2 separate regions of the Homo sapiens genome follow, and region 2 is linked to region 1. Evidence: chromatin contacts called from ENCODE Hi-C or POLR2A ChIA-PET data. All regions are on one chromosome and are shown on one strand. The core of a region is the stretch at or near the end of the contact, and the rest is flanking DNA. Distances in the headings are between cores, read along the strand shown. Region 1 holds the start of TOP1 (DNA topoisomerase I). Region 2 holds the start of OSER1 (oxidative stress responsive serine rich 1).

Region 1 (4,887 bases), core at 440-2,939:
TTCAAAAACATAAAGAATTGGGAAAAAAAAAAAAAGCCAGTTCTTGATTCCTGAAAAACAGTGGCTCGTGAAAAAGAATGAACAGGAAGCAGGGGTGGGTACTGGACACTCTTTGCTTCAATAAATAAAATCTTTTTTTCCTCCTTACAACCCAAACGAAAAGGCCAACACACCAGGTCCACAAGAGATGCTCAACAATCTTTCCTTCCAACAAGTACACTAAACTGCGTTTCCAGAAAAACACTGCATTGGGAACCTCGACCACAATGAAAAGTTCCAGTGACTAACATAATTTTTTAAAAATCCAACATTTACATTGGGTGACCCACAGAGAACTTGCAAACTTTCTTTAGGGAGGTACTGCTACCTTTGCAAAGAACGTAACTTGGGAAAAACAACCTGGAAATATAAAGAACTCCACAAAGCGTGGCTTTAGTTTTAGAGCCATAATTCCTATCATAAACAGCCTATCAAAAAAAAAATTAACAGTTGCTTAAGGAAATCTTTCATTCTGGAAGCAGAAAAGGAAACAAACATGAAGCATAAAGGGAATAACCCCCAAAATAAAGTTTAAAAAATAATAATTCAGTCCCCCAGCCTTCCCTCTCTGGTGAAGTATGTGATTTATACGGCTTTGCTCTGCAGAAAGCTCATTCTGGGCAGCTCAAGGAAAGAGCCGAGGGAGGGAGAGAAAGAGACACAGGCACAGAAAGGAGAGGAGAGAGAAAAAGAAAATGGCGCAGAGACTAAGTCCCGACCGTCGACAAGGCGACTTTCCCGGGAGGAATCCCGGCCCGGAAAGACCGCCCGAGGCCCGGTGGCGGACGACACGGGGTCTCCGTTGTCCCCTCTTGGGAGGGCCGGGATCTGGAGGAGCTGGGGTCCCCGGAAAGGGGGTCAAGAGGCGGCCCGATGGGAACAATGGGGCCGGTGAGCGAGGAGCCGGGACTTAGTCTCTGGGACGCCATGTCTGTCCTCTGCCCGGCACCGGCAGGGCGCGGGGGAGGCGGCCGGCGGCTGGGGGGCCCCGGAGTCGGCGCAGGGGGCACACTCACCATTCAATCGGAAATCCGCTTCGATCTGGAAAAAGAAAAGGAGAGAATATCAAACAACAGCCACTTTAACCCCTCCGGCGGCGAGCGCGCGCGGCCGGGGTCTGGCTCACCCTGCGCCCCCGGGGAGGACGGGGACCCGGGGGTGGCCACAGAGGGCAGCCATCCCTGCCTCGAACTGTAACTTCGCGGCCCTCGCTCGCGGCCTAGCGAGCCGATCTACTCCGGCAGGCGGCCCCTCACCGGGGGCTCCGGCCTGTCAAAGCTGCCGGGCCGGGGCTGGGGTCGGGGCCTGCGCCGGGGGTCGCGGGACGGCCAGGCCGGGGTCCGGGGCCGCCAGGGTCAGGCCGGGCCGTACCTGGGAATCGTTGTGGAGGTGGTCCCCACTCATGTCGGCCCGGAGGGACGAGCGCGGCGGCAGGCGAGGCGGCGTGGGGGAGACGCAGACGGCGAACCGGCCTGTGCGGGCGGACGGGGACTCCGGAGGCTCGAGGAGGCGCAGGTAAGCGGCGGTGACTGTGGGCCCGAGACTCCAGAAACGGCTGAGGCTGCTACCACGGCGGCGACGCTGCCTGACTGCCGGGCGGGCGGCGAGAACAGACCCCAGCAGTTGTGTAACAGCCTAAGTTCGCATTTGGGCTCACTGCGCCTGCGCGGCCGCTTTTAAACAACACGTCGGCGACGTCAGCGCTCGCGGAAAGAGGCAGAGGGTTGCGGCCCGCCCCCTCGCTGTTCGCCAGACGGACCTGTCTTTGCATCGCAAGCCCCGCCTCCGGACCGTGCGCGCTCCGCTGTGATTTGCATAAGGAGCCGACTCCTCCCACGGCGTCCCACCCCAAGCAGCCTCCCCTTCCTCTCCAGACGCTTTTTCTCGGAACCCCAGCCCCTCTGCTAGGCAGTGCGCAGGCGCCACCCGGGCACCGCCTCCGGACCAGGGCTGGCCGCGCAGCCACGTGGTGGGCCTTTAAAGGCCGCGGCGGGACCCAGCAATCTTGGGCAGAGCTGGTATCCGGCGTCCGCATCTCCTTGGAGCGGCGAGTACCTTGGCAGCTGGGACCCCAGAGGTCTCCCCAGCGCCTCCTTTCTTGCTAAGCCGACCCTGAGGCCGCCTGGTGGGAGGAGTCCCCTCCCCAGCCTTTGTCCAGGCCCTCCAACTTCTGGATTATTTCACGCCCACTTTTTAAAAATTATTTTAATTTTTCAACCAACCAAGGGTCCGGTTTAACCCCAGTTTTCCGCCGAGTACATGTAGCCCTGGGTCACCAAGGGTCTGATTTCTTTGGTTCATTCTACAAATACTTATTGAGCATCCGCTATGAGCCCAGGAATTGTGCTGAGGGAAGGGGGAATGCAAGAGACCAAAGGGAACTGAACCTGTCTCTATCCGCCCCTGTATCCCTGGCATGCTGGGAGGACGGGGCAAATGGGGAATAGAACTACCGTTTATAGAGCATCTATTCTGTGCCCAGCTCTGAATTCTCACAATAGCTCTGTGAGGTCGCCTGTATTACAAAAGTCAAACTGTCCTAAAGACAAGGGACCAACAGCCAGCTACCTTGCATCTATAGTTGGATACCTCTCAAGCTTCTCTGGGAATGAACTGAACTCCACTCAGCTAGAAAAAGCCCCATCCTGACACCTTCCTTTCCCTCATTTCCCACTAGTCCCGCTGATTGCATCTCTTTGCTTCATCTACTTCTCTCTGCTGCCCATAAGCCTTTGAAGTCTGCGTTCTCCTGCTTGGATTAATACAATGTGCTGGCTGGGGGTGGTGTCTCACACTTGTAATCTTAGCACTTTGGGAGGCCGAGGCTGGCAGATCACTTGAACCCAGGAGTTCAAGACCAGCCTGGGCAACATGGCAGAACCCTGACTCTACAAAAAAATACAAAAACTGGCGGGGTGTGGTGGCATGTGCCTGTAGTCCCGGCTACTCGGGAGGCTGAGGTGGGAGGATCACCTGAGCCCGAGGAGGAGGTCGAGGCTGCACTGCACTCCAGCCTGGGCAACAGAGTGAGACCTGGTTTAAAAAAAACAAAAAACAAACCAACAAAAAACACCGCACTCCAAAACACTACACTTCTAACAGGGATTGCTGCTTCCATTCTTGGCCCTCTCGTAAACTGCATTCCAACAATTGCCAAAGTGATCTTCTCAATATGCTAATCTAACCATTACTCCTTTGTGGATATTGCCACATCTATTACCACTTTCACTATTATTATTTCATATTTTAATTGATCTCCTTTTTATTTACCTTCATCCTAAGTGTTATCTGTGAAATAATATCTATGAAATCATTTGGAAGTAAATATGAAAACTGTTCATCCAGTGGACCATCAGTATCTTTATCACATCTAATGTTTACCATCACATGTTTACCATTAGATGTGTTTACCACATCTTGTGAATGCTTCAAGATCAACCTAAATATCACTTTTTCAAAGTGACTCTCCGGCGCACTACTGACCCTGCTTCCACTGGCTGACCAAGGGTGCCTTATAGGCCAGGCGCGGTGGCTAACGCCTGTAATCACAGCACTTTGGGAGGTCAATGTGGATCAATCACTTGAGGTCAGGAGTTCAACAACAGCCTGGCCAACATGGTGAAACCCTGTCTCTACTAAAAATACAAAAATTAGCAGAGTGTGGTGGTTCACACCTGTAATCCCAGCTACTCGGGAGGCTGAGGCAGGAGAATCGCTTGAACCTGGGAGGCAGAGGTTGCAGTGAGCCGAGACCGCACCACTGTACCCCAGCCTGGGCAACAGAGCGAGTGAGTCTCAAAAAATAAATAAACAAATAAAAATAAAAGGTGCCTTATAGTATCTATCTCCTTTGTAACACTTATGACACTTGTTATTAAGTTACAAATGTAGTAATTGGTTTCCTGTCTATTTCCCCTATAGCAAGCAAGGTCTGTGAGAGGGGGGAATCTTGTCCATCTTGCCTACCACTGAATTCCCAGCACCCAGCAACAGGCCCTCCTACAGAAGAGGTGCTCAAGAAATGGGCAAATCAAAGCAGGTTACCCTGCTTTGGTTAGGAGCACACATTTGGAAGTCAAATCAACTTAGGTTTGAATTCTGCTCTGCTGTTTGTTACCTGTGTGATATCAGGCAAGTTGTTTAACTTCTCTGAGTCCCTGTTTCCTCATCCACTCCATGGTGATCATTGTGGGTATGTAATGACTATCAAAAAATAATGGTTTGAGGGCAGGCACCTAGTAAGTGCTGAGTCTTGGATTCATACTCAGGTCGGCCTGACTCCAAAGCTATACTCTTTCTCTGAAGCAAGCTGCCAGAGCCAGTTTTGCCTTGCTGTTGGTGTCTCTTCTCATACTCTTCCCATCTCAGGATCAATCCCTGGCCAGAAGATGAGGCATCTGCTTGCTGCAGTGAGTCCAAGATAATTTGAGGACGGCCTTCAGGAATAACAATGCATCCACACTACTCCACTCTCCCAACCCCCCGTTTCCCAGGGAGAATCTGCATTTGCTTTTTTTTCTTTTTTTTTTTTTTTTTGAGATGGAGTCTCTGTCACCCAGGCTGGAGTGCAGTGGTGCCATCTGGGCTTACTGCAACCTCCGCCTCCTGGGTTCAAGCAATTATCCTGCCTCAGCCTCCCGGGTAGCTGGGATTACAGCCACGTACCACCACACCCAGCTAATTTTTGCAATTTTAGTAGAGACAAGGTTTCACTATGTTGGTCAGGCTGGTCTCAAACTCCTGACCTCGTGATCTGCCCACCTTTGCCTCCCAAAGTGCTGGGATTACAGGCATGAGCCACTGTACCCAGCCTGCATTTGCTTTCCAGGCCCCTCCAAAGAAGACTAG
Region 2 (5,280 bases), core at 804-3,303, 3.2 Mb before region 1:
TATTGAGCATCTACTAATCCCCAGGAAGTGTGCTAAGCCCTGGGAATTCAATCACGATCCAGACAATTCTTTCCCCTCAAGGATATATGAGATTTTTTTTTTTTTTTTGAGACAGTTTTGCTCTGTTGGCCCAGGCTGGAGTGCAGTGGCGCAATCTCGGCTCACTGCAACCTCCGCCTCCCGGCTTCAGAGATTCTCCTGCCTCAGCCTCCCGGGTAGCTGGGATTATAGGTGCATGCGCCACCATGCCCAGCCAATTTTTCATATTTTTAGTAGAGAAAGGGTTTCGCCATGTTGGCCAGGCTGGTCTCAAACTCCTGACCTCAAGTGATCCACCCGCCTCGGCCTCCCAAAGTGCTGGGATTATAGGCATGAGCTACCGTGCCAGGCCTTCTCAAGGATATATGAGATTTTATCTTAAGTTATATTTTGAAGTGGCAGCTTAAAAAGACATGTTTGGTTTTGATACATTTCACTTGGCAAGGTCTGAGAAAATAAATACATCATATTTCCCGCTTTTTCTTGTCCAAGAGATGTTGAGAAGGGCAGTTTAAATCCTGACTTACTAGCACTGTGAGACAGGACAAAGGCAGCTAGAACAAGTTATCTGATCTCTAACATAATCTAATGCTATCTAACTAGCATCATTAGGTTACAATGAACAGTTTTCTTTCAACCGGTCAGTTACTGAGCCTCTGGTATGAACGACGAGAATTTAAAATGTTTTATCCAGGGCCAACATCATGCTTCATGTTTAACAACGTTATACAATAAATTGTTAGATTTCATTTACAGACATAGGCCAGGCATTCCAAAGCCTGGCTGTAGTTAAGCTGGACACAGTTAAACCATCTTCGGCAGCCTATCTAGTTGACTACAACTAAGGTATTGGGGAATGACGGTGGATGGGGCCAGTTTTGGTTCAGGGAAAAACCCTCACTCTAGGGGTGGGCCACAATCAACGCCATCCAACTCAATTGCGCAAAATCATCTGTTCTCACGAAGCTTTGAGCAGTGCAGACGTGGAGCTGGAGATTGGCAGGCGAGGAGAGGCACAGCTAGATCAGCAGAACCAGTCCTGGTGATGGAGCGGGTGGCAGCTGTTGCACAGATCACCTTTTCCCGCCTACCATCTGAGCAACATTCAGAATCAGAAAAATGTAAAGAATCCTAAAATTCATCTCCTTTGGTGAACTGCCTAAATCTTTTTGCAAAATTTGGTGTGTAGGTGCATTTCTTTGGCAAGAGGATCTACAGTTCTCACCAGATTCTCAAAGGAGTCTACGCCTGAAAACACGAGATTCACCGATAAGGTTCAACTTCCTCACTTACTAGATGGAAAACTGAGAGGCCCAAAGGAGGAAAAGCAGTTGCCTCAAGACAAACAGCAGAGATATCAAAACCGAAGGCATTTCAATTCAATTCTAATTCTGGCTTCACACTATTGACCCTGGCCACGTCCAATACCTCTTCACTTCTCTGCAGGACCTAAAAGATCACCAGGAGGCGAGGGCTGGTGTCCGAGTCCCGGAGAGGTCGCAGGCAGTCCAGATTCTAGCATCACAGAAACTCTGGCCAAGCGCTCAGCCGGGGATTGTCTGCCATAAAGACCCCCGCACCCTGTCCTCGCCCCCGCCCCGTGGAATTCCTCTGCATAGGTGACTCCACGTAGAGGACCGAGCGCAAGGAGATCCCGGGGCGGTGGAGGCAGAGGACTACTGTGAAGAATGACGCCTACTCACTCACCTAACAGAGAGGAGGAAGCAGGCACGCCCCAAAAGCGGGTCGGGAGCAAATCCACGCCACTGGGAGGAGGCAAACCGAAGAATAACAGGAAATTACGTAAGGCGCACGTGCTTCTGAGGGGGGCGGGTGCGGGGCGTTGGAGAGGCGCGGCCGCCGCCCTGCGTCTGCGCAGTCGTCGGCTGCCGCGCTGCCGAGTCACTGGGGTGGGAGGAGCATAAGCAGGGGGAGGGGTGCATGCCGGAGTGCGCAGGCGCAACGCGACTCCCGAGGCGCGGGCCGCCCCCTTGGCTGGTTTGGATCCGGGTCAGTCGGGTGCCGAGATTTGGGAGAGACGCTCTGAACTGACTGCCCCGCATCACCGGAGCGTCCCAGCTGCGAGGAGGTAAGTGCCCTGACGTGACGGGGAGGGGCCGCAGCACTGCGTCTCAGCTTCCACTGCCGGTCTGGCCGCGGGCGGTTTTCCCCGGGCCCGCCCGCCTTGGGTCGCGTCGTCTCCCGACGCCTCCTGCCTGGGCCGGGCCTGGGCCTCTCCGCGCCCCCTTATCTGCCGCGGCCTGTGCCTGCTGGAGCTCCGAGCTCCACGCTCTCTCCCCTTCCCGCCTTCCCGTCCTCCCGCGGTCCCCCGCCCCGTCTCGCTCCTCCGCCGTCTCCCGCCCAGCGGCAGCTTCCCCTTTTCGCCCTCCTTGGCCGCCCTTTGCCCCTTCCAGTCCTTTCTCTCTCGCCTCGGAGCCCCATTCTCTTTGGCTACCTCTTCGGCCCCACTCCTTTCTTCTCCCGCATCCCTTGTGCCTCGCTCCGACTCCAGCCTCTCGTTCTGACCCCAGGAATCTCCCGAGGAGCGCAACTTCACAGCTGGAGACCCCGGGCGGGCAGTGCCCCTGGACAGCTCCCTGCTTGGCGTTGTCCCCACACTCCAAGCCCCGTCCTACCCCTCTGGGTTCTGACTAGGAATTTTCCTCCGTTCATGTTTAACCGCGACAGGCACAGACTCTGGGTGAAAAGAAAGAACTTTGTGCTTTGGCTGCAGCGCTGCGAGTATAAAGGGATGAGTGGGTTGCACGGAGAGGTGTGAATGTGCTTTTTGTCCTGGGGGCCGATTGTTTCCTCCCGGTCTAGTTTGCCTCTTAGAGTTGCTGGGTTTGGTTTTCTTCCCCATACTCTACGCTTTCTGGTGGTCTGGGAGTTTCGAAATCTTTAATGTTGTGATGACAACGCTTACCCGCGCATCCCTTCTTGATCGTTCTTAGGTCTTCTCAGGGGCCTGGAAGTGTAGACCTAGGCTTGGGATTCAAGGAGGTCTTGGTTAAAACGGCAAGATGTAAATAAGATTGTGACGCATCCATTTTGTTGAAAGAAAAAACCAGGAATTTGGCCTTTTGATGGAGGAACTTAGAAGAACTTTGTAATTTTTGTAAGGTTGTGGAAAATCCGAGGCAAAGTTAAATTGCCTGGTGTGATTTGACTTTAACTTCGAATAGGCTTTTTAAAGTTTCATCTCTTTGGAGATTGTTCAACTTCACGAGTTCACTGCAGTGAAAACGCCAAGACTGTCTCCCACAAATTTAATATTAATGAAGAAAGGCAAGCCAATTATATCTGTTGTCCGGAGTTAGTTGTACAGCCCTTTCTTTGAATGGGGATCTGGGGATGCAGAGGAGCATAATGAGCCTTTTATAATTACAAACATGCTCTTCTCTAGCTCTTAAGGTTATGCCTAACGCTCATTTGCTCTTGGCTAAAATAACTGAGAAAAAAAGTGAGTAGTAAAAAAATGCTGGAAGTCTGAAAATGGTTTAGACAGAACTTCATTCCTGAAGTTTTAGTCTGTAGCCAGATTTTAATTCTGGCCTGTTTTGGTTTTTAGATGATAGATCTTTTAGTGTGTCAACAGGAATGTAAAGTTTGTATTAACATCTAGGGTGATCACCTGCCATGCTATTAAGTCAGCATGGTATAATTAAAAGTTACATATGTAGGTTCAGAGCCTCTTAGCACAGTGTTACATTGTAAGCTCTTGGAGGGCAGGAATGAGATTCTAGTCCTTACGGAAATGGAGTTTGGGCTTCTATCCCTAGCATTCATTCTAGTGCCATGCACGTGGTAGGAATTCTGTAAATATTTGTGAAAGAAATGAATTTCTGCCTGTAGGGTTCAGCAGTGTATACTTAAATGTGATGTGTACGTAAATGCTGACTGATTTCCAGAGAGGGCTAAAGAGGACTTGGGGGGCGGTCTGCGGGTTGGGGAGATTGGCTCAGATGATTTATGAACTCGGTAAGAGCTGAACATTGACTAACGGATCATAAGGTAATTGAGGAACATTGTAAGTCAAACTTCAATTTAGTTCTACCAGCAGGAAGGATTTGTTTACAACCTGCAATAGTACTCTTTTAGATGATGTGAAGCTTTGAAAATATTGAAATAAGTGATTGCTCACCTCTCCCCCCAGGTATATAGGAATTGATTGTGTATTTGGGGGATCCTACCCTAAACTGAGAATTAGAGACTAGTGAAGCATGGGATTGTGTGGATAATGTTTCTTCATGTTTATGTACTTAAATAAACCAGCAAAATATACGTCGAGAATGTATCTAAATTATTTTTTTGTCCTAAGAAGTTGAGGTGCAGGCTGGCTGAATTTTTTTTTTTTTTTTTAGTAGCTGAATTCTTTTGAGACTGTTTTCAGTGTTCCCCAGAGAGCTCTGCCTAAAATACCTTAACTTCCGCAAATAAGTAAAGTGAAAAGTCCTGATTCCTTGCCTCTTTATTTTGCGCTGGTACTACAATAATATAATGGTTACTTTATATCAAACATTATGACACCTTGACCTTTGGAATATTAGAGGTCTCACAATAACTTCGGAGCCACCTTGAGAAACGAGCAGATATGAATCAGAGAGGACCCAAGGGCCGTTGGAGAGGCACTGCTCCCTCTGAGAATGCCCAAGAGGGGTGGGGGCGGGGGGGGGCGGGTAAAGGCTTAGAAATAAAGAGGTGAAGTGAACCTTTTGCTTCAAATATTCTCTATTTCTATTTTTTTTGTGGTACTTTTCTTCTGATTCTCTCTGATATGTTCATAGATGCTGGTTTGCTTAATTTGTATTCAAAATTTGGTACTAATAACCCTGAGTGAAAAAATAATTTGGAGACTAGATTCAAGGGTTTATTAACAGACTTCTCTGTTGTGTTTCTTGTTGCTTTGGTTGGTTCTTCATCTACCTTTCTCTGTTTAAATATAAAAATCAGGTGGAAAATATGGAGGACTTTGATTAATCAAACTAGTTAAGAGATCATTTAGTGGTGCGTCTACACAATAGTCATTTCTGTTTTTTTTCTTTACTTTCAACCTTTCTTTAGGCTAAAGAGAAGTTTGTTTGTTTTCTTTTCTTTTTCCACTCATGTGCACAATGAAGTTTTTAGGGGGTTGCAAGTGTATAGTTCATTTATTTTCTTTCTTGTTTAACAATTAATTACACTATTCCAGGCTATGAAGAAAAACACAAATGGAAGTATCAACCTTACTGGTAGAGTGCA

Evidence for each region. Hi-C counts contacts between places; a loop is a spot of excess contacts on that map. ChIA-PET counts read pairs that join two places held with the same protein, here RNA polymerase II (POLR2A). Pooled maps may share reads with other maps.
Region 2: a map of HepG2 shows a loop between it and region 1 (11-fold over the local background). The contact joins the promoter of OSER1 here to the promoter of TOP1 in region 1. A Hi-C loop is called at or near these places in 1 of 168 maps with a recorded cell type or tissue (HepG2) and 5 of 50 pooled maps. POLR2A ChIA-PET finds 5 or more read pairs at or near these places in 1 of 52 experiments (K562).

Annotation. Positions count from the first base shown.
Region 1 is chr20:41,025,624-41,030,510 of GRCh38, reverse strand. It overlaps TOP1 (DNA topoisomerase I), which reads right to left and starts at 1,689. Exons shown (of 21, transcript NM_003286.4): 1 at 1,411-1,689; 2 at 1,056-1,080. The coding sequence starts at 1,443. RefSeq lists silencers at 1,349-1,418, 1,639-1,990.
Region 2 is chr20:44,207,544-44,212,823 of GRCh38, reverse strand. It overlaps OSER1 (oxidative stress responsive serine rich 1), which reads left to right and starts at 2,053. Exons shown (of 4, transcript NM_016470.8): 1 at 2,053-2,128. OSER1-DT (OSER1 divergent transcript) reads right to left here and starts at 1,864. Exons shown (of 3, transcript NR_038339.2): 1 at 1,747-1,864. RefSeq lists silencers at 1,651-2,099, 2,295-2,364 and an enhancer at 2,024-2,643.